2 separate regions of the Homo sapiens genome follow, and region 1 is linked to region 2. The links are chromatin contacts, found by Hi-C or POLR2A ChIA-PET in ENCODE. All regions are on one chromosome and are shown on one strand. The core of a region is the stretch at or near the end of the contact, and the rest is flanking DNA. Distances in the headings are between cores, read along the strand shown.

Region 1 (4,692 bases), core at 1,525-4,024, 160 kb before region 2:
GAGCTGCGGCATGTTGGGCTGGGTCAGTGGAGCTGTGGACAGCAGTGGTGACTGCTGGCTGAGCGGCCCCACTGCCTTCTGCTGAAGGGCCTGGAAGGGCCTGACGTGCACAGTGCAAAGCAATGGTGCCTGCTGCCTGCTGGCCGAGACTAGGCGGGCACAGGATGGGCAGGTTAGGGAGTGCCCCGGGCTAGCGTGATTTGCAGAAACTGCTCTGCCTCCAGAATTCACCTCCTAGCTGCTCAGTGTGGTCCAGATCCGCCCCTGCTTCCCTCCTTCCCACAGCTCATAAAGCCAGGTTGAGGGATGTGCACAAAGGCATCCATGGAAAATGAAATTTTGCCCTCCCCACCCTTCCCCAGCAGCTTGAGAAGCCAGTTCCCAAAAATCAGTGCATCTCAGGAAGGCGAGACTGAGAGCTCCCTCAGCTGAATCCATGATGGATCCTTCTGGGAGCCAGAGGGAGCCAGTGAAGCCCCCAGCCTCCTGCGTAACGACGGAAGGGAGTCCTGCCAGACGACAGCTGCCTGGGGCTGCAGGAAGGTGCCCTAACCCTGGGAACCTCCTGGGAAAAGCAGAGTGAGGCTGAGTCCATACCCTAGATGGCTGCTGAGTTGGGGAGGCAAGGCTGACACCCAGATTTCTGGCTGGGAGAACACAGTGGAAGGATCCCAGGACCTGAGATGGGGACGAAGGAGGAGGAGCAGCTGGGGTAGGACCTGGGCACTGGCCACACGACATAAGCAGGCATGGCTGGAAGTGGAGGTGGCTCCTCTTGGGCAGGACAGGACCCGGCGCATTTCTGCCCTGACTTCACTTCTGTCCTGCTGGACCTCAGCCAGGGAGGCCCAGCCCCTACCCTCATCAATGGCAATTTCCCTGCTTCGGCAGCAGCACCTTGGCCTCCTCCGTCATCACCCTCATCTCTCCCCAACTTATAGGATCCCCTTTGTTCTCCCTCTCTAGAAACCTGCTCTCACCTGGCCTCCCTGAGACTCACGGGATTCCGAAGCCTGCAGCCCACTCAGCCAAGGGCCAGTCCTGCAGAACCTCCCAGCTTCCAGATCTGGACTCGCTTCAGCCACAGACTCTTGGAAGAAGGGAGAGAGAACTAACTACCAAGTGTTAAGTGCCTTCCGGTCTAGGTGCTCCTCCATCCTCAGCCTCTCTGACACCTCATAACTGGCAGCCCTGGGATTTGAATCTGCATATGTCTGGCTGCAAAGTCAATGCTCTTTCCTCGAGAGGACTGTGATGCCCCCATTACTCTTTTTTGGGGGAGTGGGGGGACACGGTTTTGCTACGTCACCCAGGCTGGCGTGCAATGGTGCGATCTTAGCTCACTGCAACCTCTGCCTCCCGGGTTCAAGCAATTCTCCTGCCTCAGCCTGCCGAGTAGCTGGCATTACAGGTGTGCGCCACTATGCTCGGCTAATTTTTGTATTTTTAGTAGAGACAGGGTTTCACCATTTTGGCCAGGCTGGTCTCGAACTCCTGACCTCATGATCCACCCACCTCGACCTCCCAAAGTGCTGGGATTACAGGCATGAGCCACCTCGCCCGGTCCCCATTGCTCTTAACACGGAGTCTGCCCCTTGCTTCTGCCTCTCCATCACCCTCTCCTCCCTGGCTCCTCCTTATTTCACTATAAACTCAGTTCTTCCGTTTCTAGACATGCCCTCCACCTGACCTTGCAATCTTCTCCTTCCTTTGGCCACCAGGCTTCTTACCCGGCTCTCTTCTGTTGCATCCCTGGTGTCCCGCCCCTTATCCCCCTGAGGTTTCATCAACCTCCCTCCCCTGCCAACCACTCCCCCAGAGTCACCAGTAACCCGGGGCCTCATGATTAGGTCCTTTCTTAGTCTTTATATTTCCAGGCCCCCCTACAACAACTGACACTCTCAACGGGTAAACTAGCTCTTGAAAAAAATAAGATTTCTTTCTACTTCTGACTTTAAAAGAAACACACACATACACACAAATGCATATATATGAAAGATAGAGAACGAAAGAGAGAGAAAACCACCAAGAGCCAGAAAACTGGTCATTAAGAAGCCTGATGGGCTGGGCATGGTGGCTCATGCCTGTAATCCCAGCACTTTGGGAGGCTGAGGCAGGAGGATCACTTGAGCCCAGAAGTTCGGGACCAGGCTAGGCAACATGGTGAGACCTCATCTCTACAAATAATTTTTAAAGATTAGCCAGGCCTGGTGGTGCACGCCACCAGTAGTAAACCTGTAGTCCCAGATACTTGGGAGGCTGAGGTGGGAGAATTGCTTGAGTCCAGAAGGTCGAGGCTACAGTGAGCTGTGATCGTGCCACTGCACTCCAGCCTGGGCAACAGAGCAAGAAGACCCCATGTCAAAAAAAAAAAAAAAAAAAAAAAAAAGGCCAGCATGGTGGCTCACACCTCTAATCCCAGCACTTTGGGAGGCTGAGGCTAGTGGATCACCTGAGGTCAGGAGTTTGAGACCAGCCTGGCCAACATGGTGAAACCCTGCCTCTACTAAAAATACAAAAATTAGCCCTCATGTGGTGGTGGGCACCTGTAATCCCAGCTACTCAGGAGGCTGAGGCAGGAGAATCGCTTGAACCCAGAAGGCGGAGGTTGCAGTGAGCAGAGATCGCACCACTGCACTCCAGCCTGGGTGACAGAGCAAGACTACATCTACAAAAAAAAAAAAAAAAAAAAGAAGAAGAAGAAGAAGAAGCCTGACAGTACCAGGTGTCAGAGAGGATGTGGGTTCACTGGGTTTCTCAAAGGCTGCAGATGGGAGTGTAAATTGGCACAAGCACTCAGGAAGACAGTTTGGCGTGAGTCTGTAAAGTGGGACATTCACTTATCCTCTCTGGCAGCTGCCTCTGGTGCCAGTATTGCCTCTCCTCCACTCACCTCTAATTTGCGCCCCGGCTGCAGTTCCCTTGACCTCATGACTCACCCCACGCTAACAAGTCCCACCTCAGCACAAGTTATACGTCTTTTTGTTTTCAGCCCAAGCCCAAGCACAGCCTAGAGGTGCAGGGAAGATAACATGCCAGGAGCAGCCCTTGACAGATGGGGCTCAGGAGCTTGCAGATAAAAATGTCCCTGTCATCCATTCTCTGGGCCCACAGTTCCAAAAATCAAGTTCTCCAGCAGTGACCTTGATCTCTTCCCCATCTCACTCTGCCACCTTACTCCTGCTTCCTGGGCTTACCCCACAAATAAACAACCAACAACAGACGCAGGTAGCAGCTTAGTCTCTGTCTCACGCTCTGCTCTAGGGAAACCCAAACTAAGACAACTATGACCTAGCAATTTCCCTCCTTACTTCATATACAAGAGAAACTCTTACCACATACACTAGGAAACACATGCTAGAATGTTCCTGTCAGCACAAAACCTGGAAATAATCCAGAGAACCACTGAGAGGAGAAGAGACACATACATTTTGGAATAACATACAATGAAATATTACACAGGAGCTGGGCAAATGCAACAATATAGATGAAACTTAGCGATATAATTTTGAGTGGTAAAAGGAAATCCTGGCCGGGTGGTGGCTCATGCCTGTAATCCCAGTACTTTGGGAGGCCAAGGCGGGCCGATCACCTGAGGTCAGGAGTTGGAGACCAGCCTGGCTAACATGGTGAAACCCTGTCTCTATTAAAAGTACAAAAAAAAAAAAATTAGCCTGGTATGGTGGCACATGCCTATAATCCCAGCTACTCAGGAGGCCGAGGCAGGAGAATCGCTTGAACCTGGGAGGCAGAGGCTGCAGTGAGCCGAGATCACGCCTCTGCACTCCAGCCTGGGCGACAGAGTGAGACTCTGTCTCAAAAAAAAAGAAAAGGAAAAAAAGTAAATCCCAACATATCACATTAAAAAATACATATAATTTGGGGAAACAGATGTGGGTGTGATAAAACTACATAAAAGAGAAAGCAAAAGAACACAACACAGGATTCATATTAGGGGTTGCGGTGGGTAGATAAAAGTGAGGAGAATCATATCAGTCTGTGTAAGTTCTTATCAGTATTTTAGTTTTCGTCTTGGGCAGTGGTTCCATGGATATTTTTATATTATTAAAATAGGCACCCTAATAGATAAATTCATAAATGATTCAAAGAAGGCCTTTTATGGACCGATGATGAGAATGTGTACTATATACCCAATTAGTATGACAAACCTCATTCTATGCAATTGAAGTCCAATTAAAAAGTATAATAAACAGGGCTGGGTGCAGTGGCATGCCTGTAGTCTTAACTATTCAGGAGGCTGAGATAGGAGGATCACTTGAGCCCAGGAATTGGAGGCTGCAGTGAGCTATGATTGCACTACTGTACTCCAGTCTGAGTGACAGAGCAAGACCCTGTCTCTTAAAAAAGTAAAATAAGATTATTATTTAAAAACGGAAAAATACATAAAATCACAATGAAGAAATAAAAGTTACCATCCAGAGATAATCCCTAGCTATCAACATTTAATGGATATTTTATACATTGTTCCTGTGAATAAATGTCTGTATGTGTTATCTGTATAATGGAGGTGATACTATATACAATTTTTTGAAAACGTTACAGAAATTTCAAGTCCTATATATTTATTGTAGAGTAATGAAAAAACACAAGAGGCCGGGTATGGTGGCTCACGCCTGTAATCCCGGCACTTTGGGAGGCCAAGGTGGGCAGATCATGAGGTCAGGAGATTGA
Region 2 (4,483 bases), core at 497-2,996:
CCTGCCCCCAAGCCTGCAGCACAGGCTGGGTGCTGTGGAGGTGGAGGCTGTGAGGAGAATCCCCGCAGGGCTGCCAAGGGGAGGGTGCCAGGAGGCAGCCGCAGAAGCACTCCTCCGCCTCCTACAAAGGAGGACCTGGGATTATAGACCCCCAGTGGACCCCAGCTCCCCAGAGCCACCCTCCAGAGCCAAGGCCTGCCAGGCCCCACGTTGAGCACAGGAGTTGGGCTGTGACCAGATGAGGACACTGGGGCCCCCAGAGTGACAAAGCTGAGACTCACCCAGGCTCCTGAAGCTAGTGAGTGAGGTAGTGGTGGAACCTGGGCTTGAACACACATCTATCTGGTGACAAACCTCACAAACCTCAGATCTAGGATCAGCCAAACTGGGACTGCAGCCTTACAGATTCACCAGTTTCAGTGAGGCCCCAGTGGGATTCAGCAAACTCCATCAGGCATTTACTCAGTAATAGATATTTCTCAGGGGCCTGTGGGGTGCCAGGCTCCCCTCTGAGGATGTCTCCATGAACAGAGCGCAGTTGCCCTCTTGCCCTGCCGTGGGGGAGGGAGCTGCCAGATGAATAAACAAGTGCCTAGGAACGATGAGGACTGGGACTCATGGAGGAAATGGGACAGGGGAAGGGGCTGGAGAGGTGTTTGGGCACCATCGAAGCGGAGGGGCAGGAAGGCCTCTCTGAGCAGGTGGCATATGAGCTGAGAGCTGACTAGCAGGAGGGAGGGATCCCTGTGGCTGTCTGTACTGGGGAATTCCAGAGGGAGAGGCTGGGTGGGGCACTGCAGGAACAGCTTCCAGCCATCAGATGATTTGGCAAGGGTTCAGGGGACCTAGGAAGGGGGGAAGGGGGCATTCTAGGTAGAAGAGAAAGCTGTGCTAAGGGTGCAAAGGCCTGGGGGTGTGAGGGTATAGAGTGTGTCAGAGAACAGCAGTCTGACTGAGCAAGGCGGAAGATGAGAAGGAGAGAGGGAGGAGAAGTGGGAAGGGGTGGCTGGTGCCAGATCACAGGCTGCCTCAAAGACCAGCGTTGGTGGAAAGTGTGCGCCCCACTCAGAGGCAGAGGGAGCCGCATAAGGTGTTTGAGCAAGAGAGTGACATAATCAGAGCTATGCTGGAGGAGAAGAGGGCAGCCATTTGCTGGCTGGCTTGCAGTGAGCCAGGAGGTGGCAGGACGAGTTAGGAGGCTGGTTCAGTAGCTCGGGCAAGAGCAGGGAAGCCTGAGCAGATCAGGCAGAGGGGGCCTGCCAGCCCAGGGGCCTCCCAGCACATGCCACCTCTGTTCTGGGCAGTCCCCTGTCACATCCCCCTACCTCATCCTTCACCTCCCCAGGAGGAGTGACTGATTCTGTTCCTTTGTATCCTTAGGGCCCCCCAGGATCTGAAGGCCTCCCAGGCCCCCCAGGCCCAGCGGTGAGTGAAGGAGGGCATGGGGAGATGTGGTCCTGGTCTTGTCCTGGGGTCTGAGGGCAGGAAGATTAGGTTTCGGCTGCATTGTTCTCTGTGGGTGACAGGGTCCCAGAGGAGAGCGAGGACCCCAAGGTAACTCCGGTGAGAAGGGCGACCAGGTGAGTGACGACTGGGACCTGGCTGCAGGGAGGCAGGGAAGGAGCTGGGTCCCTGGTGATCACCAGCTCTAGTCTCCCCACCCTACCTGTCCTTGGGTTGTGACCTACCTCATGCCCAGAGCCTCACCTGCCAGCCATGGTGGGCAGAGGGGAGGGCAAAGCCCATGGGTTTGAGGGTGCCCCCCCCGTCACTCTTTCCACCTGGGCAGCCAGGCAGGAGAGAGGGGGTGGCACAGCACACTGCCCCTTGCTTCTCACCCTAGGGATTTCAAGGCCAGCCAGGCTTTCCGGGCCCACCGGTGAGTGAAGAAGACACAAAGCCAGCTCTGTCTGATGTGGTCTCATCGGGAGGGGCAGGCCTGACCAGGCCAGGCTGGGGTAGGATGGTCCTGGGGAGAAGAGGGGAGAGGCAGGGGAGAACGGCCTGGGTGGCCAGGCCTGATTCCAGGAACCAGGACCTGGAGAGCCCAGCCTCTTGTGTGGGCCCCAGCCCAGCAGGCCAGGCAGACGTAATGCTCCCAAGTGGTGCTTCTAGGAAGTCAAAATGAATTGCATTAACAACAGTGCATCATGCACAGGAAGAATAAAGAAGGGGAGCTCCCCCTCCAGCCCCACTTTCATTCCTGCCTGCCCCTTTGTTGATACAGGGTCCCCCTGGATTCCCAGGCAAAGTTGGATCACCTGGCCCACCTGGCCCTCAAGCAGAGAAGGTGAGCAGGACCCTGGGTTGGCAAAGTCACAGATCTGAGCCATGCAGCTCCCATGCCCCTGTCCCACCCCTAGCATCAGGCTTTCAGGAAATTCCAAGACTGACCCAGTTGCACTGAGGCTGGGAAAAGAGGCCTCCAGGATGGGCCCAGTGACTACTGGAGGCCGACAGGGCTTGCAGTGGACCAGTGGGCTCCTCGGGATGTCTGCTTGGCCCAGGATGCCTGCGGCCTCTGTGCAGCCCAGGCCCTTGTCTGCTGTGATGGGGGGAAAGGCAGGGAGGTAGGTGGGGAGGAGGCAGGGGGTCTGATGGAGGAGTAGAATGTGATAGGCAGCCCAGGCCACCTTCGTCTCCTGGGCGGGAGGATGAGCGAGGAGCTGAGAGAAGGGGGAAGCACGTCCTGAAGGAGGACACCAACGTGGAAGGGGAATGGGCTCCTCCTGGGTAGCCGTGCTCCAGTTGTCCCCAAGGGCCCAGAGAGGGCAGGGGTGGCCCGTGTCCTGCCTGGTGACAAGGGTTGGGGGAGCAGCAGTTGGCGGAGCTCCTATGCTGGCTGCTCTTGACTTTGGCTTGATAAATGCTGGAGACATGGCTCTGCCTTGGCTTGGGGCTGACATCCCTGTCTCGGCCCAACCTCTGGGCTCCCTAGATGTGCTGAGTGGGTGGTGTAAGAAGCCCGAAGATTGACTTCTGAGCTTGGGGTCGGGGGACCTGGGTTCAGAGGGACAGGTGGGAGCCTCTTTCCCCTGAGCCTTGTGGAGAGCCTCTTTCCCCTGAGAGCACACGCATGAACGTCTCACTGTGCAGGTGAGGAAACTGACACCCACAAGGCTTGGGGCAGCCCAGAGGCACACAGTGGTGTTAGCAGCAGAGCTGAGACTTCCTTCCCAGCTCCAGGAGGACCCGGGCACCTCACTACCTCCCCAGAGCCCATGCTGATCAGCCATGCTTGGGACAGTGGTGGTTGCTAGCCCCCTTCCCCTTCCCCTTCCCCTTCCCCTTCCCCTTCCCCTTCCTTCCCCTCCCCAGGACCTGAGTGGCAGCCCCTGCTCTCCTTAGGCTGGTCATTGCAGAGAATCCCAAACCTCTGGCCAGTGGTTCTTCATCCCAACTGCCAGTGGGGGCCAACATTGGTTGGGGCTCTGCTGACCCCTCCTGGTGGCTGGTGGCATTACAGAGCCCCCGAGTTCATTTTCCCCTTTGCTGGGTCTCTCTAGCGGGATTCCTTCCCTTGACCACCCTACAGCCACTGATCCAGGGCAGCCACCCTCTCCACACTGGGAGAATGCAGCCACCTTCCCCGCTATGCTGCTTGCCTCCCCCCGCCTTTTCTGGTAAACATTCCAATCCATGCATCAGTTCTCATCACTCTTCTGCTTTGAACATTCAATGGCTCCCCAGTGCCTGTAGCAGGGGTTTTCAGACTTTATTTTGTAGTCCCAGAGTCTTTTTATCACATAAAAGCAAATGTAAAAACCTCAATCTATAAAACAAATACAAGCGGAGATTCCCTGGCTAAGACAACGGTGGGGGTCCTAGAGTCCCTCTCTTCAGTCCCCACTTCATGCCCCCAGCTTCTAGGCTCCCCCAGAAGCCCCAGTGCTCTGAGAAGTACAGCTTAAAAACCACTGACTGTTCGATAAAGTTTAGCACAGCGTTCAGGGCCCCCACTCATCATGGTGACTCTTCCAGCCTCTTCTGCCTGCCAGCCCATCCCACAGGCTCCCCCAGATGCCCTGGCCAGGCCAGGCATGTGCCCACTTGCAAGTCTTTATCCTTCTCTTAGGTTCCCTCTGGCATGCACTTTTCTCCTCCACCTGCCCAATCCCAGACATCCTCAGAGTCTAGCATCTGGTGACACTTCTGTGACACTTTCCCTGATCCCCAGCCAGAGGGAACTGCTCCCCGCTCCTGAGCTCCCTGAGCCCCTTTCCACACAGAACACTTAGACTGTTGTATTGCCCCTGGTTGTGTTGGGCCCATGACCCTCACTGGACTGTGAGCTCCTTGAGGACAGGGGCACCCACTTTTTCATCTTGGGGAATCAGAGCCCACATGGTGCTGCGTGCGCTGTTGAGGCCTCTGTGCAGCCCGGGCCCATGTCTGCTGGGATGGGGGGAAAGGTAGGGAGGTAGGTGGGGAGGAGGCAGGGGGTCTGATGGAGTAGAATACAACAGGCAGCTTTCACAGTGGA

Evidence for each region. Hi-C counts contacts between places; a loop is a spot of excess contacts on that map. ChIA-PET counts read pairs that join two places held with the same protein, here RNA polymerase II (POLR2A). Pooled maps may share reads with other maps.
Region 1: a loop to region 2 is called in a pooled map, with 2.1 times the contacts of the local background. The contact joins two enhancer-like sites. A Hi-C loop is called at or near these places in 2 of 50 pooled maps. POLR2A ChIA-PET finds 5 or more read pairs at or near these places in 3 of 52 experiments (PC-9, activated CD4-positive, alpha-beta T cell and naive thymus-derived CD4-positive, alpha-beta T cell).

Annotation. Positions count from the first base shown.
Region 1 is chr1:31,825,578-31,830,269 of GRCh38, reverse strand. No RefSeq gene overlaps it. Among named protein-coding and RNA genes, the nearest start is that of SPOCD1, 12 kb to the right of the region's middle. RefSeq lists enhancers at 2,687-2,876, 2,967-3,066. Within about 2 kb of position 2,774, at least 8 of the 41 ENCODE cell types and tissues checked have a DNase peak (open chromatin) inside an H3K27ac peak, as active enhancers do.
Region 2 is chr1:31,662,979-31,667,461 of GRCh38, reverse strand. It overlaps COL16A1 (collagen type XVI alpha 1 chain), which reads left to right. Exons shown (of 71, transcript NM_001856.4): 53 at 1,381-1,425; 54 at 1,527-1,580; 55 at 1,844-1,879; 56 at 2,228-2,290. Among named protein-coding and RNA genes, the nearest start is that of PEF1, 20 kb to the right of the region's middle. RefSeq lists enhancers at 1-42, 583-1,121, 1,122-1,661. Within about 2 kb of position 1,746, at least 8 of the 41 ENCODE cell types and tissues checked have a DNase peak (open chromatin) inside an H3K27ac peak, as active enhancers do.